2 separate regions of the Homo sapiens genome follow, and region 1 is linked to region 2. The links are chromatin loops, found by intact Hi-C in ENCODE. Cell type or tissue: Caco-2. All regions are shown on one strand. Links, peaks and the distances in the headings refer to the core of each region. The heading gives the core; the rest is flanking DNA.

The links. Peaks named below come from ENCODE experiments on the same cell type or tissue, not always from the same donor. Only the 100,000 strongest peaks of a DNase experiment are listed, where the experiment ranks them.
Region 1: it touches region 2 in a loop (2.3-fold over the local background); 3 of 110 quality-filtered maps call a loop at or near these places.

The regions. Positions count from the first base shown.
Region 1 is chr2:179,736,548-179,747,614 of GRCh38, reverse strand. All of the region lies in intron 3 of ZNF385B (zinc finger protein 385B), which reads left to right. Among named protein-coding and RNA genes, the nearest start is that of MIR1258, 120 kb to the left of the region's middle. In Caco-2, for the core only: no CTCF peak of the experiment used is centred there; no DNase peak of the experiment used is centred there.
Region 2 is chr2:179,663,658-179,674,724 of GRCh38, reverse strand. The region is part of intron 3 of ZNF385B (zinc finger protein 385B); the gene reads left to right. Among named protein-coding and RNA genes, the nearest start is that of MIR1258, 190 kb to the left of the region's middle. In Caco-2, for the core only: no CTCF peak of the experiment used is centred there; a DNase peak (open chromatin) is centred at 5,304.

The DNA.
Region 1 (11,067 bases), core at 1,863-9,862, 72 kb before region 2:
AAAAAGATTTTTAGGCATACAATCTCTCATGAACTATTCCTATGACTATTTTCGAAGGAAAGTTTATGTGTGTGTTGGGTGAGGCAGAGAGGACAGAAGAGAGAGAGGACACTGAACAATTGCAAAGTCAATGATGCCCAATGCCTTTTCTCATAATACATTCAAATGTTGCCCTAGGGGCTTCAGGTGACAAATAGAATTCAGGTGGCAAAAGTGACTGTGAGGGGCAATTGTGTTCAATGGCATAGGTATATGTATACGCACACGCATGTGCATATCCAATCGTGTGTCTAATCTGTCTCCAAGCAAGGGCATCTAACCAGCAGCCCGTAAGGAGTCAACTTTCCATATGGGGACATAGTGAGAATGCCCATGAGAGTGCTGTGTTTAATGTTGCTCCAGAATGCTGTGTTACGTAAATGTGTGCTGCTTAGTTTTACACAGATGTTTCATATTGTAGACACTTCTAAATGTGTCATCTCAGAGCTGGTAGGATTACTAGAACTGAACCCAGTCATTTATAGGAGATCCTCAAATCAGGAATTGCCTTTACTGGATTCTAGTTTGTCTGGCCTTCAGAGTCTCAATGAGAACCTAAAACCCTTTTTAAAAAATTGAATAGAACCTTAAATGTGTTGTCAATGTTGCCTCCTAGGAATTTCTTCCAGTTTACTTTTGTGATTTTTAATAAACATTTTATTTCTTTTTTGCTTTGCAGTTTGCATGCACATGTCAAATCTGTATATTTTGTGATCTCAAAGCACTGCTACTGCTTTCTGGGGTATATGTATTTCTGGGGTATATCTAATACTGCTTTCTGACCTTGTGTCTTCTAAAGACGATGTCCAGTAGCTCTTGCATCTTATATTTTAGTAACAAAACAGAAAGGATTATAAAAAGCAAAAGTATAAATTTGGGGGTAGTTGGGATAAAAATACATGGGTTTAATGAACTATAGATTTTTTAAAATAATGAGCAAAGATTATAGTGTTAAAATATCTATCTTGCATGTTTATTGTTACACAGAATAGATTTAAATCTCTATTGTTTATGAAATTATCTTAGAATAAAATTGATGGTATTTTGTCCTGGTGCTAGCATAGCATCGCACATTTTTAACTATCACCATTATTTTAATTTAGAGATGGGCACTTAGGAGTTAAAGGATGTTTGATTTGCCCTTTAATGGACATCTATGTCAAATATATGGAATTATTTTTGTTATAATTGTCATAGTCTCCAGTGATTTCATTTGTCTATAGCGAAGTCCCAGGAACCTACAGCTATTTTGATTTATGCAGCCTTTATAAGTCCTCGTAATATAGACTACTGATTTCTTCCCTGTATCCTGCTCATTGTTGAAAAGCCAGAGCTATTTTTAACATTTACACAATTTCAATAGATGATTCTTTATTCCACAAGGTTTGGTGCTAAATCTGTGGAGACTTTCATAATCACATCCTTCTTGTGGTTTGCTTGAATTTGATCACAGTGGCTGATTTCATGCATTGATAATGAAGGCTTAGGTTGCCTGTTTCTCAGCATAAATCCACCTCAGACTTGTACATTGACAGTGCTTCTGGTTTCAGCACACATGGAGATATAGAATTGAAATTGCTCTGCTTTCTTTACAAATGACTCAGAGTGTGCTTGTCCTTCCCTAAAATGTTGCCAGCATGTAAAGGATTTTCAATGAGCAGTGCAATAAGCCAGCAACTGGGAAGGCTTGGAGCGGCACTGATATAACGTGGTGCTGTCACACAGATAATCAGGGCTGGAGCCAAGTCTCGGTAGCGCTGTGCATTATCCTGGTCACATACTGGAAGTTTTGTTTATCCAACTTGGTTGCTCTTGAAGCTGGTGAGAGCCCTGCCAGGATGTGGAGTGGACTTCCTAGCAGAGGTGAGCGTTTTTATTCTAAAACTTGGATGCTGGGGTCTGGGATGTCAGTAACAGATTCTTTTGTATGTTATGCTGAATCCTGTGGAGTCCTCAATTGTGTTTATCACATTGTGCTGACACATCTGAAGGAGCAAAGCTGAAGAGCAAAATATATGATTCTTTAATTTTGTTGCGAAGTAACTCCTTACATGGGTGTGATAACCATCCCTTTCTTTCTGTGCTAGCTGTTTGCCGAGGACATCTTACCAGTAGGTGACTTCCTTTGCATTTTAAACATTCTGAACAAGTCAGTGATATTATGCAATTTGCTACCATTACTGAAAGTAGGTAATTAGCAGTGTTATTATGTGTTTCAGATGTTATTAAAAAGGCTATAAACAAAATGTACTTTGTAGAATCTTTGACATGAAAGACAGATAGGAGGAGACAAGTCATGTTTCGAGATAACTAAGAAAGTAAGTGATGTGGATTACATACTGGAGTTGACAACTTGTGAAGCTAGACATTATTAATAATTAAAAGTTATGACCGGTCATGTACTGGACAACCAACAGTAATTAATTTCTAACGACTGTGTGCCGAATGAGAATGGGAGGAAATTAACAGTATTTCTTCATGAAGTGTGTTCTTATTAGCTGAGATGCTTTAAATGTAGCAGATTGTATCATTTAAATATAAATAAAATACCTGTGCTCACCTGGAGAGGTTAAATTACTAGATCATCATGCTTGGAAAGGTTTGATGTAGCCTTGTAAGTATATGGTATTTGAAAGCCAACTAGATAAGGGCAGACACAAAGTTAGCCTCCAAGTAGATGGAGTGCTATTGCTTAGGCTTGGCTAAACTCTAATTCTGGTGTTTCTAAGCATGAATGGAGTGTGAGGGTTATAATGTATTAAATAGCATTGTGCTTATTAAGTGTCTGTTTAGTATATTAGGTTGGCAGGGGAATCTATTTTTCTTTGATTGGAAGCAGCTAGCATGGCACATGGGGTGTGTATGTATATAAGTGTATGTGTTTTTCCTGCTATATTTATTTGAGGCAGCTGTTTTATAGCTTTCAGCTTTAAAGTTATAGCTAAGTGTGTATTTGTTTGATAGAAGGCTCGAGAACCTCTTTTACTGCCAGTACACGTAAAGCTTGGCTAAGCAGACGCATCAGGAGCAAACCATTTGTGTTCACCAATCTGTCTCGGCAAGTCCCAGGGCCACTATCTTGCTAGAAGCCACTGTGTGCTTTTGAAAGCATGAAATTAGTTTTATACTGAGCACATGGTTTCTCGTTTAGCAGCTCTTTTTATGGTAATGGTCAATTTATGGTTCACTGCCAGGATTTCGGTGTACTGTCAAAGCCGATAGCTTCTGCTAAGGCGTCTCTATGATTTAAAAAAAAAAAAAAATGGAGAGATGGGAAGAACCTAATTAGACCCTCAAGAATAGACTCTTACCTTCAACCTCATCTGTGCTCTAGATGCATTGTCATTTCTCTCAAGTTCCTTTATATTGTTTAATCCAGGACCTACAGATTTAAAGTTGCTAATATCTGCCACTTTGTCCTTTGCTAACATGTGACATCCAAATAGTTATGTTCTGAAATGTGAAGTATTTATTTTTTGCAATACATTTGTAGAAAACCACTCTATTAATGTTGGCCATATTATGCAATTCATCATTACACTTATCTGCTTGCCTGGTAATGCATCCTAGAGCACTGTTGGAGAGAGGGAAAGGCTTTAATACATCTTATATTTGATATAAGCGATTTGTACTTAGTTGTACGTGTATGTGCTATGAGTACGGCGAGTTAAATAATGAAATTAAAACAACCTGTAGATACATTGGAAATTTGACCCAAAAAATGCCTTCTTTCATGCAATCATCTCATTTAGAAAAGCAAAAGCTCTCAAATGCTAAAATGATATTAATATTAAATACAGTTTTTGTTTGTTTCCACATAATAAAAATGAAATGCATTTGTCAATGTGCTAAGAATGCTTTCCTTAACCTTCTCTTTCTATCAGAAGATAACCCTGGTTGAATAATGCATTTTGAAATAGAGGTGATCAAAATTACCAGGACATTTAGTGGAGTATTTATTTTTGTGCTGATTCTTTGCATTGTGGTAATGGATATGCAGGTGGAATAGAGTACATATTTGGATGTTGCTATTATACTTTTTCCCTCATGTGGTCTTGACAAGGGAACTGAAAACACTTCATAAATCCTGAATTTCATGATTTTTTTCTTGTTAATTATTAGATCTTTGCCTGGGTTAAGTGATTACACATGTAAAGAGTCAAGATAAAATATTATTGAAATACAGAGTGTAATATGTGCCATTATAATTAGAAAACAATTTTGTGTTTTTAGATGAAGCAAAATGTGAAACTTTTTTTTCTTCTTTTGGGAATGTTATGTCACAAATCATCATCAGATTGTCAGGGGGACTCAGTTTTAGATTTTGACTTACAAATAAATATCTCATATTTATTAATTCCCCAAAGCCCATGAAACAAATTGAATTTGTGGGTTGAGAATTAGAAACTTAGAGGGCATTGACATTTTCTCTTTGAAATTCCTGATGATATAACATGTTTAATAAATGAAAATCTTTTTAAAAAAGTTTTAGAATGTTAGAATTCTCTTAGAATAGTGACATTTGTCGTATTACATAGAACATAGGACATTCACTCAGAAGAAAGAAGGGATTAATTTGGCATATCTGCCTGAAGTCTTAGTAGCAATTTCTCCTTCAGAAGTAGTAGGATTTATGAAATCATGAGGATATAAATCTCAGTGATTTGCCTGCATCTTTTCACTTTTGTATTAAGGTATAGCATCTTGAATTATTCTTCAGCAGTTCTTAAAAATGACTAGTTACAAAAAATAGCAGATACAAACCTGTTTTAGTTGAGAAACATGATTGCAAAATGAAAGTACTATCCAAATTTGGCTTTCCTGATTGTATAAATCCAACAATAATTTGGGCAATTTATAGAGTTTGTACTTTCTTTTGAGGTATGTTGCTAAGATGAGTATACTTTAGTGAGAAAGTTGCTTCTTACCTTAAAGCTTTATTTACTTTCAGTCTTTTCACTTACTTTTTTTCCTACTTCCTATTAATGAACTAGGAACTTCAAGTTTTAGGGTTTCCAGATTTAGTATATAAAAATATCGAACTCTGAGTTAAATTTGAATTTTAGCTAAAACAATAAATAATATTTTAGTATATATCCAATGCAATATTTGGGACATACTTAATATTGAAAATTGTTAGTTGTTTAGCTGAAATTCAACTTGGACTAAGTGTCTTGTATTGCATCTGGAAACTCTACCTACTTTCTAAATAAAAAAGTGAGTCTCCAGTAATGGCCTAGAAAATTGGTTTTACCAGTGCCAAAATGGAGGCTGCACATTCCTGTAAAAGTGATCAGTTTTAACTGTTAGGGTTTATGCCTGAAAACTCCTAGGGAAAGAAAGTTACTATCTGAGAAACTTAAAATGGTGTCAAGAAATAAAGGACTGATGGAATCTAAATTACAAATAATAAATGAAAGCCTTCTATAATTACTAGTATAATAAAGGCAGCACATTAAATAAGTATCAGTAACATTTTGAATAATTAATGAGTATTATACAATTAATTTCTAATTGTCATCCCTTGTCAACTAGAATATTTTCGGGATTTTCCTTCTTTAGCAGGTTTGAGATACTTATTAATTCATTTTGTTTTGTTGTAGTTAAGATGCGTAATGTCAGGTGCCTCTTTCAATGCCTTCTCCCCTACCCGTTCATCTGGCCTTTATTTAAATATTTGTTACCCTTTTGATTTTAGGACTTAGTTCTGACTGCCACCCACTAGATTTCTCCGAGAGGCAGAGTAACTTGCAAACTTGACCTAGAAGAAAATCTTTGGAATCCTTTAATTATTCCATTTACCATAGCTGAATAAAATAGAATAGATACAATATTTATTATATACCTACTGTGTGCCTCATATGATGTCAAAATATTTATAGGTAGATTTTTATTGAATTCTTTTAACAACTTTATAACATATTAATATAATATTAATTGTGCACATGCTCAGCTGTTTACCAAAACTCCATTCCCACACCCAAGCTATCCCAATTTTAACCACACTGGAACAGAACAGAATGTTCTATCCTGGATCTGAATGTTACTCTTAGATATTGGGCAACCTCCCTGTGGAATAAAGGGTCCTTTGCTGAGAGTGTTCATGTCACTTCAGGCCATATTGCAAAATCCCCTTTGCCCACTCAGCTTCTGTATTACCTTTCTTCTCTTTTCTCACTTACTAATATTCCCCTCCTCCTTTTTGTTAATATCCTTAACAGTCAAAACTAGACATCAGTGTATAATTTGATTCTCAAAATGAGAAAAAAAATCACAGAAGTGAACCACATGTACTATAACAGAATGTGGTGTTAGGAGAACCTGCAGTTGATTAACAAATAATATGGACAACATATTTGGAGTAATTTCTTAAACCTAACCTTTCTGTTTCCAGTCTAAAATGCCACCTCAGTTCTCTGTCAGTTATGCAACATTCAAACCAGGAACCTGTTTTGAGCCTGAATTGATCAGTTGAATGTGAGTGCCATTAACCCAAGTTTTGGAAATGGATTAAGTCTACCATCCCAAGAAAGTACTTCTTACAAAACCATATCTTCTTTGAATTAAATGTTACTCCCACCAAATAATCTAGTTCATTTTTCAGTGTCTATTGCCCTAGTGGACAAATTCCTGTTTTCTTCCCTTTTTTTCTTGTCTGTTAACACTATACCCTTATTTCAATCTGATCATTTTAAATCTCTCAAGATATTTTTTGCCTCCACTCATCAATCTGTTTCCCACTTTTGACTAGTCATAAACGTTATTGTGTTATGCGTTACTTCTTCTACTAGTTTAAACTGATGTTGGTGGCCTTTTCTTGTATTTAAACTATGCTCTTTAGGAAAAGATTCTGATCCCTTTTTACCTTAAATAGTCTACTCCCGTCCCCATGTTGGCATCAATGTCCTCCTACTTACTTCAGTCCTATTTGGTTGTGTGACGTGTTTGTTATCGCAAAATACCAATGTGAATCCATAATCTAAATTTCAATCCCTAAAGATCTTCCAACAACGTTTGTCCTCAAATTTTTGGAAAAGGTGCTGAAAGGTAAGTTAAAGTTCCTAATTTGAAGAATTCTATTTCTTTTAATTTCTTAAAAGGTGATGCTGGTCAATAGCTATCTTTTCTTGGCAAATGGCAATTGAATGACAAAAAGATGCCTCCCCCAGGGAACACCTAGACTGTCAGAGATGAGGAGCCCTCTGTCCCTGACTTCTTCCAGGGACTCTGAAATGCCACTGGGACATTTAGCAAATCATCTTTTTGCTCACATTTCAAATTTGATGTGTGAATTTCACTTGGAGATCTATAGTACTGCCAGTTTTCTGTTTCTCTGATTCATTTTCCATTAGTGGTGGTTTTTAAGCAGACAATGGAAGAAATGACTTTACATCTAGAACTCTCCCTTCCTTCCAGCAAGTTAAAGGGGAATTTCTTTACTCAGGATTCTTGGGTGCTGGGAGAGGGCAGGCTACATTTTGAAGAAATTTCAAAATATCCAGGAGTAAGCAGATTCAGAAATGAATCTGTAAGGGCTTCTTTTTCTGTCATTTTTCCATACTTTCTGTATTTTTTATTATTGCACAATGGGTAATAGTATAGTTATAATAAATTAGTTAACTCTTAATCTAGGAGCTTTTGGATTTTGTGTAATTTAAGTACGTAGCTACTTTTGTGTGATTTAGTAAGGTAAGCAATGAATACCACTCTTGCAGTAGTTAGAAATCCTGTAATGGGCTCTGAATCATGCTTTAATGGGGGTAAGGAGAAAATGGGTATGGCTTGGAAATGATCTCTGATGCTTATCACTTGCTTCAGCTACAACTGATTTAACCAGCAATAACCAAAAGTTTGATTAAGCTATACTAATACTCCAGGGTTGGTAAATTTTGTGCCAGCCACCATGATCATACGATTAACCCAAACTAATAAAATCTGGTGAAAAGCGTGTTTAAGGTAAACCTACAGTAAAGCTAAACTCCGTCTAAGCTGTAAAAAGCTTCAACTGAAGTAAAAATAAACTACAAAAGTGACTTTAACACCCTGAAAACACGATAGCTAAGACTCAAACTGGGATTAGATACCCCACTATGCTTAGTTCTAAACCCAAATAGTTCAACCAACAAAACTATTCACCAGAGTACTACAAGCAACAGCTTAAGACTCAAAAGACTTGGCAGTGCTTTATATCCCTCTAGAGGAGCCTGTTCTATAATCGATAAACCCCGAGGTACCTCATCATCTCTCACCACTCAGCCTATATACCGCATCAGATCAGCTCTCCAGCAGCAAATATTATCATTGTCCTTTTAAAATGGAGTGGATGCAATAAATGGTGTATAATGAGACTTAATAATAACAGGAATGATAGTTGACTTTCAAGCTAACCATATGCAAGACGTTTTATATGTATAAACTCATTTAATCTTTACAACAATCCTATAGGTAAGCATTAGGGAAACTGAAGTACAGAGAGATTAAGGTACCTTCCCAAAGTAATCTAGCTAGCTCAGCTGAGATTTGAATTTGCAGTGGTGGTGGAATCCATGCTTTTAACCAGTGCCCTAGACTAGTTCTCTGTGAGATATTTAACAAAGTCTTTGTTGATATTATTTTGTGAACAAAGTAGAAAACTCTGGACTGAATGACAGTGTAATTTCGTGGATTTGTAACTGGTTGAATATCTATACCTAAAATCTACCTGGCCAATATTAACTTAAGGGAAGGCTCCAGGACTCTGCAATGACTTGGTGAGAACATTGATGACTTAGCCATTAAATCTGTAGATGTTATCAAACTGGGATAATACATATATAGGAAGACACAATTGATGTAAATCCTGAGCCACCTCCCACACTAAATAAATTAGAATTTCTGCAGCTGCTATCTAGGAATCAGTATTTTTAAAGCTCCCAACGTGATTCTAATGTGCAGCCTCAGTTAAAACCACTATTCTAGAAAAGTGGCCCAACTCCAACATGATCAGTTTCAACTAACAGTAAGTGGAGGAAGTAGTGAAAAACGATGTAGGAATATTGATAAAATGTAAACTCATCATATGAGTCAAAAGCGTGATATGATTGTTTCACACAATCTTAGTGGTCTCTTAGATGGGAATTGTAGAAATAGAGTATCTATAACAATGAAGGTTGGAGTCCTGCTCTTTGCTCAGCTGGGCAGGAGCGTGCCTGGAGTTTGGGTGAAATGCAGAGGAGGGCCTTAGGTGTTTTCATTTGAAGGTGACCAGCCTGGTCAAGGTGCACTGAGTACCTTATCAAGGGGAAGAGATTATCAGGGGACTTATTTTATGTAACATTCGAATTATATTTTTTCAATAAAGCTCTTGGGTAAAATTAATGTCAGTAGACAGAGTTTTCAAGAAGAAAGATTTTTGCTTGATATAAAGAACTTCCCAATAGAGCAGTCTGAAGATGAAGGCGTTCCTTTTTTCTTTGGACATGGTACAGATACCTCATGGGTGTTACTGAAGCAAAAGGCAGATTGTGACTTAGGCATATGATAAAGGAGGTTTAAGGGTTGGATAGATCATTAAAGTAGATGATCTTCTAACTTCAGACTCTATGATTATATGAGCATGTTAAATTTCAAAGGTAATGCATGAGTGACCATTTGTTCATTACATTAGTTCTGCATTCAGGAGAAGCAGTGGAGTAGTGGAGTTATGGAACAGTTTCTGAGGCATTCAAAGCGCAGCTCCACCACAATTTAGCTGTGTGATCATGGACAAATTACTTCACTTTCCAAGTCTCGGTTTCCTTATCTGTAAAACAAGAATAATAATAGACTCAATTTTATTTGTTGCAAAGATTAAGTGAGAATAATATATATAAAGGTTTTTGCATAGCAAGTGGAGAGAACATGCGGGGAATATGATGTAATCAGAAATTATCCTAGTAAAAGCTGTGGGGTTGCAATTGAATTTATGATTTGGCATGTGGTAAAGTACTCAATAAATTCAGCTGTTGTTATTTTTAGATTCTTTTTTCAATCATAGATGTCTTAATAAAAGTTAGGGTCTGAAAGTTAAAACCTAAAACAGGTAGATATTGATGGGCGATATGGAGCCGGATTACAGGAGACACAAGTTAGATGGCACAACATGTGAGGTTTTGAGTAGGTGGGGGCCACATAAAGAATGGGCCTGGGCAGGAAAAAAAAAGGGAGTTTCTGAAAGGGAATTGAGGAACTTTATTGCTTTTAACTCTTTACCCATTTCCAACTATTATTTCATTTGATCCTTACTATAACCCTGAGAAGTAGAGAAAAGTAACATTTTCTCGTTATACTTGATAATAAATAAGCATCATCAAAAAGGTAAGTGACTCGCTGAAGACAGGATAACTGGAAGTTAAACCTAGACCTCTCAAGCCCCACACCGCCACTCAACAGCTTTCATATGTCACACCAAATTCTGCCCAGTTCCATGTGCAACCCAGCTTGAATGTTTGCATTTGAATGACAACTTAACAGTAAAGACTATAAATAAACAATGTGATGAGGTTTGGAAATGAAGGCAAGACGTGAAAAGAGAACAGCATTAGTGAGTTGCATTTACTCCAGTATAAAGTTTTGTTTTGTTTTGTTTGGAGACGGAGCCTCGCTCTGTCGCCAGGCTGGAGTGCAGTGGCATGATCTCTGCTCACTCCAAGTTCCGCCTCTCGAGTTCAAGTGATTCTCCTGCCTCAGCCTCCTGAGTAGCTGGGACTACAGGTGCTCACCACCATGCCTGGCTAATTTTTTGTATTTTAGTAGAGATGGGGTTTCACCATGTTGCCCAGGCTGGTCTCGAACTCCTGAGCTCAGGCAATCCACCCACCTGGGCCTTCCAAAGTGCTAGGATTACAGACGTGAGCCTACACGCCTGGCCCTGGTATAAAGTTTTAAAGTGTTTCTATTGATTGGAAGACAGCATTTAAAGAAGTCTGGAATGATGATTAAAAGCTCAAGAAGTAGCTTTACCAGTCAATGATGTTAACGTTATTATCACATTTTATCATATCTGACTAC
Region 2 (11,067 bases), core at 1,371-9,370:
CCTTAAAATGCAGTAATGGTAACATAAGGAAAAGAAGAAATCTTCAAAATCTATTAAAATATTTCACATAATATGTGTGACTTCATAGTTTGTAAGCAGATAAAAACACAATTTGCTAAATTGTTGAAGCTGATAAATTCAGTTTGTCTTTTGGAGTTATAAGGAAAGGATCCTGAAAATTCTAGAATATTGGCAAGATTGATAATGACTTTAAAATAATTCAATAGAAATCAGTATCAGGTGAAGGTTTCCCATGTGAAATTTGGGTTATATTTATAAGAATGAATTCATTCATAAGACTAAACCACCCACTGCCCCCTAACTTTTGACAAATTAAATATTATTTTAAAAGGTCATAAAGCCAATGTATTTTTACTACAGTCAAGAAAAATACGTCATAGTTGCTCAATTACAATTCTACATTTACTTGATTAATAATAATCCGTCTCCTTCACTACATTAAAAGCTCCATGAGAGCAGGAATTGCGACCATTTTTTGCTCATTAATTATCTACAGTGCATATTGTAGTACCAGGCATAGAGTAGATGTTCATTTAAATCTTGTTAAATAGATAAATACTTTTTTTCAAAGGAATGCAATATTAGCCTTTAATATATAATAATAGCATTGCAAGTTGTCCCTGGCCTTACAAAAACTATTGATAATTTAGGATATAGTTCTGTATAAACAATGATATATAATAACATATATAGTAACTGTGCTTCTAAGATCAATACATCTAATTTAATCTTTTGATAGTTATATCAAACATTTCATTTTCAGATAAAAGTCTGCATGATTTTATGTTGCATAAAAAGGTTTATAAATCTTATTTACTGCTGTAAATGAAATAATGTGGTTCTTTATTAAGTTTAAGAAATATTCCATTGTGAGAGTATTTTAAAAAGTTATGAAATAGTATCTTCAAATAAAACTAGAATATGAGTATTGTCTTTAGATTAAACAGATTCCACTTAATTGTTGGCAGTGATGCTTTTGTAGTTTGAGTTGATGTCATTCTGAGATGAGTCAGAATACATATGAATATAGTAGGCTTTCCAAAGGGGCTGGAGAAGAGGAAAGTCAAGTGAAGGAGGCAGAAGGAAGGGGGGCAACAGGTAGGCCTGAGAGAAAAATTGCCTTTTTAATTTTATTCAGGGTCTTGTTTGAAAACTGCCATAATTCCAACACATGTTCTCATTTTTTCTTCTAAATTCTTCTTCCACATAAAACATTAATACCAGTTATTTAATCTCTTAATGATCATTATGGGGTCTACTATCCATAATTCTTCAATTATTTCATATTTTGTATACTATACTTTATAACTTTAATTAAGAGATTTGTGAAAAGCGTATGATGTTTTCTGTTTCTGTCTTTTGCTCATGGTGGCTCATAATTTTGGATTGTGAGCTCATGTTCCACTGGGCTTTCTCTGTGGGAACTTCAAGCCATGGGTTGAGGATGCACTTCTTTAGAAAGAATCACTTTAGTTACTTCCAGGTGCTCTAGGATGCAACCAACCCTGGAACATATATGTTACTTCGCTTGGCTTGGGGTTTCTTGGACCAGGAAGATAGTGAATATCTAAATCCTGAACCATGTAAGGGTAGGACTATGGTTATAAATTCTCAGAAAGCCACTCTCTCCCCTCAATATCTAACCAAAACAGACGGCTTTTCTTGCCGTCTCGCTTTGCTGTTGAGTAGATTTCTCTGCAAAGGATTTGGCCTTGAGTTTCATTTTTTAACTCCCCACCTTGCAGAGGAGCAGAGCCTTGATTTTTGCTTCTATTCAGCTGTCAGACCTAAGTCTCTAGGATACCCACATTGGAATGCCCTCAGCTGTCTTAGTTCATTTTGGCTACTATAACAAAAAAATGTCTTAAACTTGGTGGCTTATAAACGACAGAAATTTATTTCTCACAGTTCTGAGGCTGGGAATTCCAAGATCAAGGGGCTAGCAGATTCTGTGTCTGGTAAGGACCCACTTCATCATAGATGAAAAAGAGTTTTCTCTGCATCCTCACTTGGTGGAAGAGGTAAGGAGTCTCTCAGACATCTTTTATAAGGGCACTAATTCCATTCATCGGGCCTCTACTCCCAGATGTCTCCCAAAGGCCTCACCTCCTAATACCATCGCCTTGGGGGTTAGGATTTCAACATAAAATTTGGGAGGGACACAAACATTCAGACCATAGCATTCTACCTCTCACTCCTCCCCTAAACCTCATGTCTTTCTTCCATACAAAATACATTCATCCCATCCCAAGAGAACCGAAAGTCTTGACTTGTTTCAGCATTGACTCAAAAGTCTAAAGTCCAAAGTCTCATCTAAATATTATCAAAATCAGATATGGGTGAGACTTAAGGTATGATTTATTCTGAGGCAAATTCCCCTTCAGCTGTGAGCCTCTGAAATCAAACAGGTTTTGTGCTTCTAAACTGTAGTGGTGGGGTAGGCACTGGACAAACATTCCTATTCCAAAAGAGAGAAATAGGAAAGAAGAAATAAGTGATAAATTCTGAGTGAGAACAAAATCTTAAGGCTCAAGAATAATCTTTGATTCAAAGCTCTGCCTTCCAGACCCACTGGAGCTGTGGTCCCACCTTCTGGACACATTGGGGCAGAGGTTGGATCTGCAGGATTCCAAGCAGCCCTGTCCACACTGCTTTGTAGGGCATAGCCCATGTCACAGCTCTCAAGAGTTTGAATTGGACACCTGCAGTTCTCTTGAGCTGGAATCTTACCCGGGTGTCTCTACCACCCCAGGGTATCAGGAGCAGCCATTTTGTCCCAGTTCTGCTAGGCCTTGCCCTAGTAGGGGCTCTGTGCAGTGGTGCTGTCCTGGTGACAGTTCTTTGCCTGGTTCCCACAGTCCTCCAGGGCATCCAAATCTAGGTGGAGGCAGCCACACCCCCACTGCTTTGCTGGCTGCAGTGCATGCTACATCTGGGGCAGCTGGGGAACATAGGATGGAGTTCAGAGAGTGGAGTGCAGGTGGCAGAGCCTTGAGACAGAGGGGCTGGGGGAACAGGGCTACAATGAAGTTTCATGTGTGCCTGTAGCCCCTTCGTTGAAATTGTACTACCTACCTCCCTTCTACTGTGTGCCTATGATGAGGGTGGCAGCCCTGATGATTTCTGAATTGCTTTTGGAGTCATTTGTTTTAGCATCTTGGACAATAATAGGTCCTGGATTTTGTTTAGACAGCTGACTCATCTTCTTGGATCATCATCATTTGGCCACACCCTTCGTGTTTTGTCTTGAATATGCTTTTCAATATAATAGGTTCTGAATTTCGCAAAGGTTTAAGTTCTGCTTCCCTTTTATTAATAATTCCATTTTTAAATTAGCTCTCTCTTCTCACATTTTACTAAAATCCCTCAAGAGGGACCAGATTGCATCCATGGTGCAGGCTAATCAGAAAAAGAGAATATTTTTGAGCTGAGCTGGAAATCACATGCAGGAATTCAGTATTTCAAGCGGGAGGAGCATAAGAAAAGCCAAAGACACTCTTGGAAGTTCTTATTGTGTTGAGGAACATTAAGCAGCTGACAGTCGCCAGAACCATCTCAAATAGACAAAGTTTTTATACTTGAAGGCACTTTGATACAATAGTGGTAGCTAATATTCACCAAGCATTTGCTGTGTGCCAGTCACTGTTGCAAGTGCTTCACATGTAGTATCTCATTTAATTCTTTCAACAATTCTGTGAGGTGGGTGCCATTATCATCACATTCCATAGATGGAGAAACTATAGATAAGTGACTTTTCCAAGGTCACAGAGTTACAGATGGGCAAGCTAGGAAAACTAAGTCCAGTTATTCTGACCCAGAGCCCACACTCTTAGCCTTTATCCTCCACTGCTCACAATGAAGGCTGGATTTGCTCTGGAGGATTTAATCAAAAGTTCTCATTTTTGAGAAATCTCAATTAATGAAGAAAATTTATCTCTTTAGACTGTATGTACCCCCTAAATTCACTCATTCTTGTTCAAATTATTTAATTAAATATTGTCCTTCTCCAAGAAAACTCCGTGATTAAACGGATGCCTTTTCAGTGGTATGTTGGACCAGCTCATGAGAACCAATCATTAGCTTTTCAGAACTTTTGCCAGTTATTAAATATAGCTGTTTTTAAAATAAATTATATAAATGTACATTAAATGAATTGTATTTCAAAGTGAGTAACAAATTTTCAAGACCTATTAGTTCCTATTTTTTTTTGTTTGTTTTTGTTTTTACGTTCTACTGCTATCCATGCTCTTGAGTTTTTCTTATGACTGTTACATCTGTATGGTGGAAGTACTAGAGAGTAGCATGCTACTGTACATCTCCTCCCAATTCCACACTCAATAATGTCATGCTGTTAGCTGTCAATTGGCAATGGTGAAAGTATTAGCACCATGATTTTTTTTTTTTTTTTTTTTGAGACGGAGTCTCGCTCTGTGGCCCAGGCGAGAGTGCAGTGGCGCAATCTCGGCCCACTGCAAGCTCCGCCTCCCGGGTTCACGCCATTCTCCTGCCTCAGCCTCCCGAGTAGCTGGGACTACAGGCGCCCGCCATCACGCCCGGCTAATTTTTTTGTATTTTTAGTAGAGACGGGGTTTCACCGTGTTAGCCAGGATGGTCTCGATCTCCTGACCTCGTGATCCGCCCGCCTCGGCCTCCCAAAGTGCTGGGATTACAAGCGTGAGCCACCGCGCCCGGCCAGCACCATGATTTTGTAAACACTGCTAATCAGGGATTTTCCCTCACCTCCAGAGAGCTGGTTGCTCAACATGTACCACCACACCACCACCATTATCTCTTCTTTAAAACATTTCACCTTAAGTTGATTCTCAGGAGGGCTCTGTATTATATAGAGGGTTTAACTTGTGAGACCTCTGGTGTCTAAACTGTATTAGTTCTTCAGTACCTAAAAGAAGTTTGGAAATGTTCATCAGTTTCTCATTAACATAATTATTTCAGAAAATTGAGAATCCATCTTAGCTTTAATAACCTCCAAAGAAACCCCATCCTTGTGTTTCATGATCACCAGTGAATGAAAGCTTCTTGGTTTAAGAAACTCAAATTCATTACTCCAGAGTAAAAATGTGTTTTTTCATTTTCCCCCTCAATTTGCTGAAGCTGGGAGCCACTATCATGTAGAGGAAAAAGTCAAGATACCTAGAGGCTGCTTCTGGCTAGGCCACTAAATAGCCAGGTGATCTGGGCTTAGTGGTCACTTTGCACTTTAGAATCATCTGGAGACTTAAAAAATATGCTGGGAATTTTAAATATGCTGATGACAGGCCCCACCTAAGCCCATTAAGTCTGAATCTTTGGGAGTTCGAGCCTATGTGTTGGTGTACTTTGAAATGCTCCTGAGATGGTTTTAATATGTAACCAATTTGAGAACTACTGTTCAAGATATTTACAGAGGATGGACAGTCTGTGATTAAAGGGTCCGGCTGCAGGGCCAGAACTCCTGCTTTCAAATCCCCACTCCTCAACTTCCCCTAGCTATGTAACCTTGGGTAAGTTACCTAGAGTCTCTGGGCTTCAGTTTCCTCATGTGTAAAATTAGAATAATCATAATATATTAGTTAATACAGATAGAACCTTTAAAGCATCTTCTGACACTCAAGTATTTTTTGACAGTAGTACAACTAAATATAAATATGCTCTCTTCATAGTTCTGTGTTGTCTCTATGCTTTGTAACATACAGCCATTTACATACTTGAAGCTGTACCTTGATATTCTTTTTACTATACTTTTTAAGCTTTCCTTTTGTTTTCTAGCCTTTTAATTATATCAATATTTCCCCTTTTAACTGCCCAAAATTCTTTATTTTCCTTTTAGTTGGAAAACCCCAGACAGGGTAAAGTGCTTCAGATGGCTCCAAGCCATTGCTGCACAATATCTACTGTATCATTTTAATAAATCTTTAGAATTAAAACTATGATTTGGCTAAAAATGATGTTTCCTTTACATCACAAAAAATTAAAATTGTCCCTTTTTTCCCCTAGCTTATGAGGTAGTAGCAATGAATTTTTGTAGACCCTCCTCTCAGCAGAAACTAATCAAATATAGAAAGTTAAAAAAAAAAAAAAAAAGAAAGGTGTTGGCTCCAGGAACTGTGTGATAAGATGAACTTGTAGAGCAAAACACTTTAACCAAATCTTTATGTGCAAACAAAAATAGAGAAAATGCACTGTTTCCATCCATTTAGCTTAAGGAGGGTTAATGACTAATGAAATAGAAATAAAGGAGGAACCCATCATGAATATACTATTTTAGGAGCAAAATTCACTGGAAGAAGTAGCTAAAAAGTAGTTTGATAAAGGAGAATATGAGGGCATGGCAAATCAAAAGGACAGACTACTGTATATTGTGGTCTCTTCAGATGCCTGTTTTTCAGCACCTTTGATAGAGAAAAGGGAAAAATTAAGGTAACTATATGAGTATTACCAACAAATATTTTGAGGTTAAAAAATGGAAAAGATTAATTCAGTACTATGGTCTTCTGTGACCCTCATAATTTTATATATAGAAGGTTGTAGAAATTATTAAATATCATGGTGTCATTAATATTAATGCATATTAACCAGTACTCCAAATTGACTTATGGATAGGATGATCCTTCAGAGACTTAAGAGGAATTGAGTACCATCACTTGTGATTAACTTTTGCTCTTTTCTTGTGGAGAAAACTAAGTCTAGATACGTGAAAAGTCATTTTCTCTTGATTAGGATTTGTTTGGTTGCAAGGAATAGACAGACTCAGGCCAACTTAAGGAGGAGGAGGTCTGTTTTGAGAATACAACAGTGAATCTCAAGAAATCTAAGGTCAGTGATTGTAGCTGGCTGGGACTTAAATACAACTGATGTCAGTTACCTGGAAAATCATAGGGAATCATCTTTTCCCTCAAGTCAGTGTATACCTCTCTTATGATATCTGGTCATCTCTGCACTGTATGTTGTATTCTCCTCTCTCTAGGGACCTTTCCTTCTTCCCTATAAACTCTGGCTTAAACATAGCTGCCAATGAAGCTGTTCAGAGCTTGGCACTTTCCAGCATTTACTCCACTGTTCCACATCTTCCCAGTTCCTGAGGGATGGATTAGCACATCGTTTTGAACCAGGCCACCAGTCACATTGTGTCTGATTAGCTGCCCCGAAATCAGTGACCCACACCTGGTCCAGTCAGCTATGGCTGGAATGGGATAGAGTCATGTGGTACAAAAAGGGGTTAGATTAGGTAGAAGAGGCTGGGGGCTGGCAAGCACTGGACACATTTCTTGTATTCTGCCTTAACTACAAAATGGTGGGGGGGAGGGAGACTAAGTTTTTTCCAGGTAAAAGTTGCAGCACATGCATAGTACATGATTTCTGCAGAATATTAGTGACAAAAACTCAGAAGTCTTCCTGGTTTACTACTGTGTTTCCAGACTGTTTTAAGCTCACTCGATACTATATGGCTATTCTCTAAATTATTTTGTTGCATTACTGAATGTTAATGTAGGTATTAAGATTGAGTTGGGGAAAAAAATCCACAGAAATAGCATATCAATATCTCTGAATTTCAGAATCTTTCCCTTTTGGTGGGGGGAAGAGGGCAGCAGAGATGAAAAACTAAAATTTTGCCAATTGTATTATGCCACCAAACCCAAAAAATGTTAATTAATATAAGAAATGTAATACATATTTTATTATGCAAGTTGTTAACTGAAAGACACATAAAGACCTGGGAGTTTTCATCTTAATATGGATAAATGTGATAATCTTCAAAAAATAACCATGATAAATGAATCTAGATAAAACAAAAAACAACAACAACAGCTACAGGTATTTTTGTCAGATGTTGGAGTCTGTTCATACATTTTGTAGATTAGCCCTTTTGGTGAGAGAAATATGTGAGCAAATGAAAAGAGCTCTGTGATCAGAATCAGGAAACATTAGTCTAACATAAGTTCCATGAGAGCAAGAGCTCCCGTAGCCTCAGCACTCAGAGCAGGGCCTGGCCCAGAATGGAAACTCAATAAAGATTAAAAGAATGAATAAATATTCTTATGATTATTTGACAAAAAAAAAAGATGATTTTCCTCTCTTGGTGTCAGTTTCTTCATTAATAAAATGAGATGGTTTTGGAGTCATTTTAAGAATTGAGATTCTATGATTATATAACATGTATTCAAAATTTTGAAACATCTGTTTGTTAAATCTTTTCTTAAAACTATATTCTCCATTTGAAAGCAAGTAATTCCCCTGAATGAAGCAATCCTTTATCTTTTCATTAGTAAGATGGTTTGGAATTTATATGTGTGAATTATCTTGGAAAACAGTATATTACTGATAAAAATATTTTATAGCTAATTTAACAATGTTAAATCACAGGAGGGGAAGCTATTGCCATATGCCTCTCAGACGATATTTCAGCAGTTTTGACTTCAGCTAACTCAACTCTTATAAAATACATGATTTTCAGTCTCATAGGCAAACATCTATTGTAACCAACTCTGGAAATAAAACAAAAACCTATGGTGATTTCCTTAATGAAATTTTTTTTAGATTTTATGTTAATAGGGAGCAAATCTTAAAATCTTTTTGGGCTTTCATCTCCCAACATTAGATGTATCTTAACATTTTTGTTTGCAAAATATCATCTCACTACAAAACTGTGCGACTTGTACAAAGTTTCATGGTCTTGTCCATCTCCCTCTGAATATATGCCATGGGCAAACTAGGAAAAACACATTCCTCCCAGCTGGCAATCACTCACATGGGATAAACAGTCAGAGCATTTTGCTGCCCTAGGCAAACTCTGCCTGAGAGGACCAGCTGGCTTTGCATAGAAATAAGCAAGGTAGAGTGGGTATACATTGAGCAGGTAGAGATTTTTTTTTAAATGAAAAGAAAAAAAAAAAAGATAGCACTTCTAATTTAACCCTGTTGAAAAACTTGACATATCTGAGCATCTATTTTAGGAAAACCTACATTGCGTTATTTGAACGTCTGCTATCCAGTGTAGGAAGGGAGCTGGTGCTCTGTCTGGTGGCATCACTGATGACATAATACAATTATTTTGATGTGTCCAGTTGTGCAAAGATGTGACTAGTTCGAACCATGTTGATTATACAGCGTGATGTTGTCATGGAAATCTGATGACACTGATAGAGAATAAATAGTTTAATGAGGGCCAGGTTATAAAGGTTTCTGGGGAGCCGCAGCTTCCAAACGTATAAATTATTGCCTTTGTCCAAGTTAAATGTCTGGGTAGAAATGGCATTGTCACCGTAGTGGTGAAAAAGATTTAGTGCCTTGAAAAAAATCATGCATGTAAGCCAGTCTCTGAGCTGGATTCTCGTCATCACCTCTCTGAAAGCTTCTGATGCTCATCTATATGGATGCAGAGATGCAGATACTACAGGTGAAAAGATTAAGTCACTGAGGAGTTGCGGGAATTGATCATTGTAGCTCACTATAAATATTGTATTATCATTATCCTCATTTCCTTTATGTTGTTTATTTCACACCACTTACTATACATTAGCATTGTGACAGTGATCAGTGTGAGCCTCCCGTGTGTCTTTAGTCCACGTGCTTGCACAGGCCTAGCACCTTACTCCTGTGGAACCAGAGGATCAGTACGGCCCAGAAGAAACCTGGGAATTTGTCTAGTTCTCAAGATTTACTTACTATAAAGTTTTTAAATGGGATTATTTAAATTAGCTAATTCTGAATCCAAGTTTTTATAAACTGTTTAAAATTTTTTTCATAGTCAAACACTTCCCACTATCATTTTTTAAATGAGGGTTTTTATAATTTAGTGCAAAAAAAGTAAAAACACAGAAAATGGTAAATAATAAACAAAAATCCTGCAATGTTAACAGATTTTGGAGTACTTCCTTCCAAATATGTTTCTGTAAATGTGCACAAACATTTACATCAATATATGATATGTATATTTTTACATAGTTGACTTCTATTATATATCCAGTTCTACATTATTTTCCCCACTTGTTACATAGTGTATGTACATTTTCTTATATCACTTAATATATTTTATAATATTTCATAATACAAGACACATCCAGTCTTCTGCTGTTGGACATTTAGGATGTGTCCATATGTTTGTGATTATACATAATGTAATGAACATTTTCACTCACACAACAATTTTTTTCTTTTTGTTCTTTATTTTTCTCTTCTGGATTTTCAGACTCAGAACTCATGTAACTCCCTCAATGTTCAATCTATTCAAATAAGTAGTAGCCTAGTTAATAGCAATTATCTGTATCTACAGAGAGCTGTACTTGTGAAAAATTGAAAAACTATTCGGCTACAATTTTTCCTCAGTTAAGCATAATTTCACCAGAAATAATATTAGTTAATGCCTTTAGATGGTCTTAAGTGAAGCCTAAGTATTAAAATGAATGCAATTGAACAATTTACACTTATTTTAGACAATAAATATGAAATATTAATGGATAATTCAAGAACTTAATATTTAGCATTATAGAAAAATGTGAAATATTGGTGTGGTTTAAACAATCTACTCTTAGATACTTTAGTTCTACTCTGAAGAGGGGAATAAAAGAAAAAAAAATCCCCTGAAGGAAAAAAAAAAAGCCAAAGAGAAACCAAAAGAACCACTTGCTTTTTTGAAAAAAAAAAAATATTTTTTACTTAAAACTATTTATAATTCCAAAAAATATGAAATTTTACATTCTCTGGAAATCATTACAGAAAAACTTTAGTTTAATTCTGCTGCCTCAATTCTCTGGATTTTACAAGGAGGAAGCTGGGTAGGACCACTGGATTTGAAGATTTGTGACCCTGGACAATTTGCTTGTGCTATCTTGGTCTCATTGGCTTAATCTGTACAATGACTGTATGAGAACTGAATGTAAAGTCCCCGGAAGGATGCCTGACGCATAGCTAGCACTTAGTTTCTTCTGTTCCTGCTTTTAAATGATAATGAGAGATTCTTTCATGAGATTTTTTTTTTTTTTTTTTTTTTTTTGAGACGGAGTCTCGCTCTGTCGCCCAGGCTGGATGGAATGCAGCGGCGCGATCTCG